2 separate regions of the Mus musculus genome follow, and region 1 is linked to region 2. The links are chromatin contacts, found by Hi-C or POLR2A ChIA-PET in ENCODE. All regions are on one chromosome and are shown on one strand. Each heading gives the region's core, a stretch centred on a gene start or an enhancer-like site at or near the end of the contact. The rest is flanking DNA. Distances are from core to core; before and after follow the strand shown.

What was found. Hi-C counts contacts between places; a loop is a spot of excess contacts on that map. ChIA-PET counts read pairs that join two places held with the same protein, here RNA polymerase II (POLR2A).
Region 1: POLR2A ChIA-PET joins it to region 2 with 173 read pairs in embryonic stem cell. The contact joins the promoter of Lima1 here to the enhancer-like site in region 2. A Hi-C loop is called at or near these places in 2 of 37 maps with a recorded cell type or tissue (gastrocnemius and heart). POLR2A ChIA-PET finds 5 or more read pairs at or near these places in 4 of 5 experiments (Patski and embryonic stem cell).

Annotation. Positions count from the first base shown.
Region 1 is chr15:99,874,005-99,877,182 of GRCm38, reverse strand. Lima1 (LIM domain and actin binding 1) reads left to right here and starts at 1,727. Exons shown (of 11, transcript NM_001113545.1): 1 at 1,727-1,850.
Region 2 is chr15:99,838,141-99,841,625 of GRCm38, reverse strand. The region is part of intron 2 of Lima1 (LIM domain and actin binding 1); the gene reads left to right. Among named protein-coding and RNA genes, the nearest start is that of Gm17057, 22 kb to the right of the region's middle. Within about 2 kb of position 1,460, at least 1 of the 3 ENCODE cell types and tissues checked has a DNase peak (open chromatin) inside an H3K27ac peak, as active enhancers do; it is gastrocnemius, where a contact is called at or near this core.

The DNA.
Region 1 (3,178 bases), core at 478-2,977, 35 kb before region 2:
AAGGAGCCTCCCTTGAGGAAAGGCCTCCATGAGATCCAGCTATAAGGCATTTTCTCAATCAGTGATCAAGGGTACGAGGGCCCATTGTGGGTGGTGACCAGTTCTCAGGCCTTGGATTATTCATGTTTAATGGTGTTAACACAAAATAAGCAGGCCATTAGCCTAAGGTTATTTTTGTACCAGAAAGTCCTTCTAACTGATTAATTCTGAATCGAGACAGCCATTCACAGATAGCCAACCAGTCAATTGGTTATATAACTAGGGAGCTGCCATGTGACCGTATCAAATAAAGCAAAGCCAATATCATTACTTCCTTGTTCGGCTTATGAAGCTCCTTTCCCAAGCTGTTAGAGAAGTTTGCTGATTTCCCGTTTAAAAAAACAAAAACAAAAACAAAACCCTTTTAATCTTCGAATAAAGTTAATTTGCTTCTTTAGTACATTTATCCAGAAATCAGTCTAGGTTAGATTTTTGAATGATATTCTATCCTTGGTGAATGGCTCAATTCCTTAAAACTTGTTCATCAACAGCTTTTTGTAGGTTTCTTGTTTTGTTCCTTTTGGGTTATTCTCACTCTGTAACACTGGACATCCAGGGACTCAAGGCAACCATCCTACCTCAGTTGCCAGGATAAAGGCCACATGTCCTGTGCCCTTTGCCAGTGACTGCTTTAGGAGTTGAACAAATCTTTCTACCACTGGCCCTTATGATACTAATCAACACTCACATGAAAAGCCTCAGAATTCCTTTCGTTTGGTATGTCACTAGACCTCAGGAAAGGATACTATCAAAAGGCTTCGTGCAGAGAGGAATGGTGGTGGAGCCAAGAATCTGAGGGCTGGATGGCCACATGCTATGTCTCCTCATGATCTATTCAGACCCTCACATTCCTAGTGCAGAAACAGAAACAGGTCTTGCAGACACTGTTGAGAAGTGCAAGCCCACTCTAGGGTGTGTGCTACTACCCTTCTCTTAGAGCCTCTTTTAAAAAAGACTTTTATTTAATCTTATTAGTATGTATATGTGTGTGAGTGTGTGATGTGTGTGCAGTTCCTCACGGACGCCAGAAAATGGTATCAGGTTCCCCAGGTGCTGGAGTTACGGGCAGTTTTGTGAGCCAACAGCTCAAAGATCACTTCAGCTACACTGTGAGTTCCAGGCTAATCTCAGCTACATGTGATGACCCTCCTCTGTCTCAAAAGAAAATGAAGGAAAACCACCCGTTGTTGAAAAAAACAAAAAACCAAAAACCAAACAAACAAAACCCATAGCTCTTGGAGAACTTGGACACCACCTACTCTTATCTAATCCTATCCTTTCCTGAGGAAACTCAGGTCCACTGAGGTGAAGTGATCCAATGTAGTCTGAGCCAGGCCTCTTTGGCAGCTCTTTGCAGCACAGGGCATGGCCTCTCTTAAAATACCTTTCCACAGAACTTACCCCGACAGCACCAGGAACTTCCCTGAAGTTGCACTTAGACCAGATTTCTGGGTGAGTCTCAGATCAAACTGCTGCAATCTCTAGTCAGAGAGAGATAGGGTGAGCCAGAAAGGGGACACGACCAAGTTGGAGGCTGACACAGGAGCCACGCCTCCTGCAACACCACCGCTACTAGGGCGACGCTCCGGTCACGAGTTGAACACGCCGCCGGGAGCGAGCACGTTCGCTCCAAGGCCGCGCGGGAGGCGGGAGACGGGCGCGCCTCCGCGGCAGGGGGCGGGGCTCTGAGCGGGGCCGGGGCGGGGCCGCGGAGCTGAAGGTGCTGCAGCCCAGTTGCGACAGGTGCGCTGGGCAGACAGAGCGCAGGACCGTGGCCGTGCAGCGCCGAGCCCCGACGGCTTTCTAGTCAGGTAAGCGCTTCCTCTCGCCTCGCCCTCCGCAGCCTGCATGCGCGCGGAGACCCTGCTGAGCCCCGCACTCTCCCCGCGTATTTTGAGGCGGTGGGTAGCAGGAGCAGGAGGCTCACCCCTTGGGGTCCACGTTGGAGGAGCCTCCCATGCTCCGCCCTCCCTTCTGGGAAGTCCAAGGGACTGAGACTTCGCTGCCTGGGCCCCTGGTCTCGCACGGGATGGAGGGAAAGTGGCATTTCATCAAAAGTTAAAACACCCTCTTAGGGAGGTAATCCTGCCACTCTTTCCTTCTTCCACGCGGCCGTTCCTTTTCCAATTTTTCTCCCGTCCATTCCTCCAGATGAACTCTGGTTAAGACTTAACATCCTTCCGAACAGTTCCTACTTGCTGTGTCCTTCCCAAATCGCTATGGTGTACTTGAGCTGGGATCCACTGCTCACTCGCATCCGTAGGTGTTAATATTAGGTAACTGTACACCCCTGGCCACACACACTGGAGCTCGAAGTCGTGGGTGCTAGGAGCGAACCATCTGGCACCCGTCCTAGCCTTCTTATTGGTGCTCACAACAATGAGTTTAGCTGATCCTGGTGAGAGATACTGATCTGCTATTGTCTTGCAACTAATTCCAGCTCTCAAAAATCTGCCTAATCCAAATGGTTCTGTTGACTTTGCAAGTTAGCCGAAGACTGTGAGGTTATGTTTTTAAGACGTTGACCTTTGGAGGGCAGATCATCCTTGGCACGGAAGTGGGTGAGTGGGCTACTTTGTATCTACATAGTTACTGGTACAAATACCTAGTCCAGTTAGTCTATGGACGACCAAGTGTGATCATGTTTAGACAGCCTTCAAAAAGCTATAGAGTTAGCAGGAAAGAACAACTCCTCCTCAGTCGTTGTCTTCTCCTCCTCCTCTCCCTCCTTTTTCTTCTTCTCTTCCTCTTTCTGCTTCTTCAGAGAATCCCTGACTAGCCTTGAGCTGGCTATCTAGCTTTGGCTGCCTGAAATATGGCTGCCTCTGCATCTTGAATGTTAGGATTAAAGGTGTGCTCCACTGTCCCTGACCTTCAATATATATATATATATATATATATATATATATATATATATATATATATATATATATATATATATATATATATATATATATATATATATATATTTTAAAAATTACCATTTGTGTGATGTGTGTGCATGAATACCAGCCATCGTGCTATGGTAGGCTTGTGGAGGTCAGAGGGCAGCTTATAGGAGTTGGTTCTCTCTAACTTAGGATTTGAGGATCAAACTCTGGTCCTTAGTCTTGTGCAGCAAAGGTTTTCATCTTCTGAG
Region 2 (3,485 bases), core at 211-2,710:
GTCCAGGCCAATGTTAGCTATATAGTTTAGTGACAATTCTGGAGTTTTGGTTTCTCTAAAAAAACACAAAGATATTGTAAGAATATGTTTCATTTTGATGCCAGGTGTGAGGATGTAGGGCTGCTTGGACTGCCTAGAGCAGCTGACTGTGATTTGCCTCATGCTCTAGCAGAGTGGTGGTTTTACCAGCTGTAGATGATACTTTCTGCGATTGTGTGACATTTGGAATTCAGAGAGTATATAAATGTCAGGGTCTAGAAAGGCAGGCCGAAGCTGGGCCTGGTGGCGCACGTCTTTAATCCCAGCACTCGGGAGGCAGAGTCAGGCGGATTTCTGAGTTTTACAGAGTGAGTTCCAGGACAGCCAGGGCTACACAGAGAAACCCTGTCTCGAAAAACAAAAAAAAACAAAAAAAAAAAAACAAAAAAAGAAAGAAAGAAAGAAAGAAAGAAAGAAAGAAAGAAAGAAAGAAAAAAAGAAAGAAAGAAAAAAAGAAAGGCAGGCTGAGTTGTATGTTGGGGGGAGGGGGGGTTGTTACAGTTTGTTAGTAGCCCTGCTCAAAGAAGAAACAAAAAGAAAGATAGATTCAGGGATCTCTCTCTCTCTCTCTCTCTCTCTCTCTCTCTCTCTCTGTCTCTCTCTTTCTCCTCTATCCTTTCTCTCCTATTTAGTGATAAGGAGTAGGGGATAAAGGGCTGGAAGAAGAAGAACTCACAAAGTAGCAAAGACCAGCTACAATATAGCAAGACCCATCACAAAACCCAAAATTCATGGCCTAGTGTCAGAGATGTATAGTTCCAAGTATTTGGGAGTCTGAGGCAGGAGAATTCCAACTTCATGGTCTGCCAAGGCACAAAGTGTGTTTAAGGCCAATCTGAACAGCTTATAGAGAGTATAATGGTACACACCTACAATCCCAGCACCTGGGAGGCTAGGACAGGAGGATCACTGCAAGGCCAAGGCCAGTCTGGTTTACATGAAGAATTCCAGAACAGGGGCTAGGGAGACACCTCAATTGTTAAGAACACCAGCTGCTCTTCCAGAGGATGTGAGTTCAAATCCCAACACCCACATGGCAGTTCACAATTGTCTGTATTGACCTCTGCCAACACCAGGCACACACATCATCCACAGACATATGTAGACAAAAACACCCATACATATAAAATAAAATAAATTTAAAAATAAAAAGAATTCCAGACCAGCCAGTACCTCATCCCTCTAGGTAGGGCTTTCCTCAACAGTGCAGGTTGGCCTATCATGCCCAGCCTCACTAAATCTCTAAGACTGAGAGTTATGACTCGCAGTGAATGACAGTGTTTGGTTTGTAACTGATTTGGGCTTGTCTCTTCTCAAGTTAGCATCAGCCAGGGCGGCTCACAGGCTGGAGTCAGGGCTGGAGCACCTCCACATGGCCAGTCCATGTGACTGTTTGGCTTGGTGGCTGGGTTCCAAAGGCAAAAGTCTGGAGAGGAGGGCGTGCAAAAGGGGAGGAGCCAGAAGCTCTATGCTTGCTCCTGACCTTGGTCTTGGAAGCCATACACTTTTTAGTGGCCTTATCCTCAGATGTGAATCAGAAGGCTGGCTCCTATTCTGGAGAAGGGGGTGGAATTTGGCTCCACCTTCTGGTGGGAGGAATGTCAAAGATATTTTGAATTTTTTTTTTTTTTTTTTTTTGGAGACAGGGTCTTAGACCTCATTATGTAACAAGACTGAATACCCAGATATCCAGTTTCCCATCTCTGCTCAACAGAAGCTAAGGTACTACACTCTGCCCGGCTCTTGTCCGTTTTCTTTAAGTCCTCGGGGTTGAGCCCCGGAAGCTCGTGTATTCCAGGCAAGCATCCGACCACTGAGCTACAACCCCCAGTTCCCTTGCACATGTTTTTAAACCATCTTCTGTGGGTTTCCCAGGCCTTCCTAAAGACTCCTCTTTTGTGTGTCTGCAGTGGAACCCAGCTGTCTCAGGGGTCTTTCTTTTGTTTTGTTTAAACAAACTCTTCCAGCTCAGACTGGCCTTGAACTTGCTACTTACTGAGGATAACCTTGAACTCCTGCCTCTACCTCTTGACCTAAGTGTTTTGTTTTTTTATCCTCGGGGAGATCGATAGAGGAGGTTGGTTTGTGAAATGAGAGTTGAGCGTAGAGCGAAGGGAACAAGGAAAGGCATGGAGACCCTGCGTGATGGAGGGATAGGGCCCACACAGGTCAGTTAGGCCAGATGGTCAGCTCCAACTGTGCTGGCTGGGGTTTTAGTTGGGTTAACAGCAAGATGCCGTGGGAAGTTTCCCTGCAGGGAGACTGACAAGATGAGACCTGTGCTTTCCTAAGATGCTTCTGGCAGCAGCAGGAAAGCTTTATTGGCACAGTGAGAGATTGGTAGCATGGAGACGATTAATGGGGCTTTTGAGTGAAAGCTGGTGGGGTGGGCGTGGAGGGGCTACCAGGACCTGGAAGAAAGCAAAGGAATACGAGACAGTCGGGGGGATATGATTAACGGGCCTGAGAATCCCCTGTTCTGTAGAGAAGCTGCCTCACCCCCGACCTTTTCACCCTCCTCATCCCCACCTGCGATCGGTTTACTAGGCTTGGCTTTCTCATGACTTGAGTCATGTGTCTGTGTAGTGGCTGCCTAAGCCTGCTCTTTCTGCACGTGTGCCTAAAATGCTCTAGGGCCAGGAGACACAGTGGCAGCCCTGCTGCATCTCCAGTATCGACTCCCATCAGAGATCATAGCATCATTCTCTCTCTCTCTCTCTCTCAGATTTATTTATTTATTTATTTTATGTATGTGAGTACACTGTAGCTGTCTTCAGACACACCAGAAGAGGGCATCAGACCCCATTAGGGATGGCTGTGAGCCACCACGTAGATGCTGGAAATTGAACTCAGGACCTCTGGAAGAGCAGTCAGTGTCCTTAACCACTGAGCCATCTCTCCAGCCCCCACATTCTATGAATTTTTATGTATATGAGTGCTCTATCATCATGTACACGCATGCCAGAGGAGAGCATCAGATCCCATTACTAATGGTTGTAAGCTACCGTGTGGTTGCTGGAAATTGAACTCAGGACCTTTGGAAGAGCAGCCAGTGCTCTTAACCCCTGAGCCATCTCTCCAGCCCCCAGCTTCAGTTTTGTTTTGCTGTTTCCCATTGAGAGTGTGTTGGTCACTTTAGGTAAAGGATATTTTCCTTGCGTAATATATTAATCATTTTTCCTTCCTCCAAATACAGAAGTTGTGGCAACCAAACAAAGGTAAGGGGGGGGGGGGGAACTCCAGTAAGATCCACCATGTTTCTAATTGCCACAGGTACTAATGGTTCCTCTAGCGATGAGTCATTGACCTTATACTTAGAATTTCTTCCTAGTTTCTTGATCTTCTCTTCTTCTCAAGCTGGTCTCTGTGCCCTGCCTCCATCTTCCTCCTCCGAAAGGACATGTCTGGGAAACGTGCCCCCTCGTCAGAGCCTCTCCTGCTGCTTC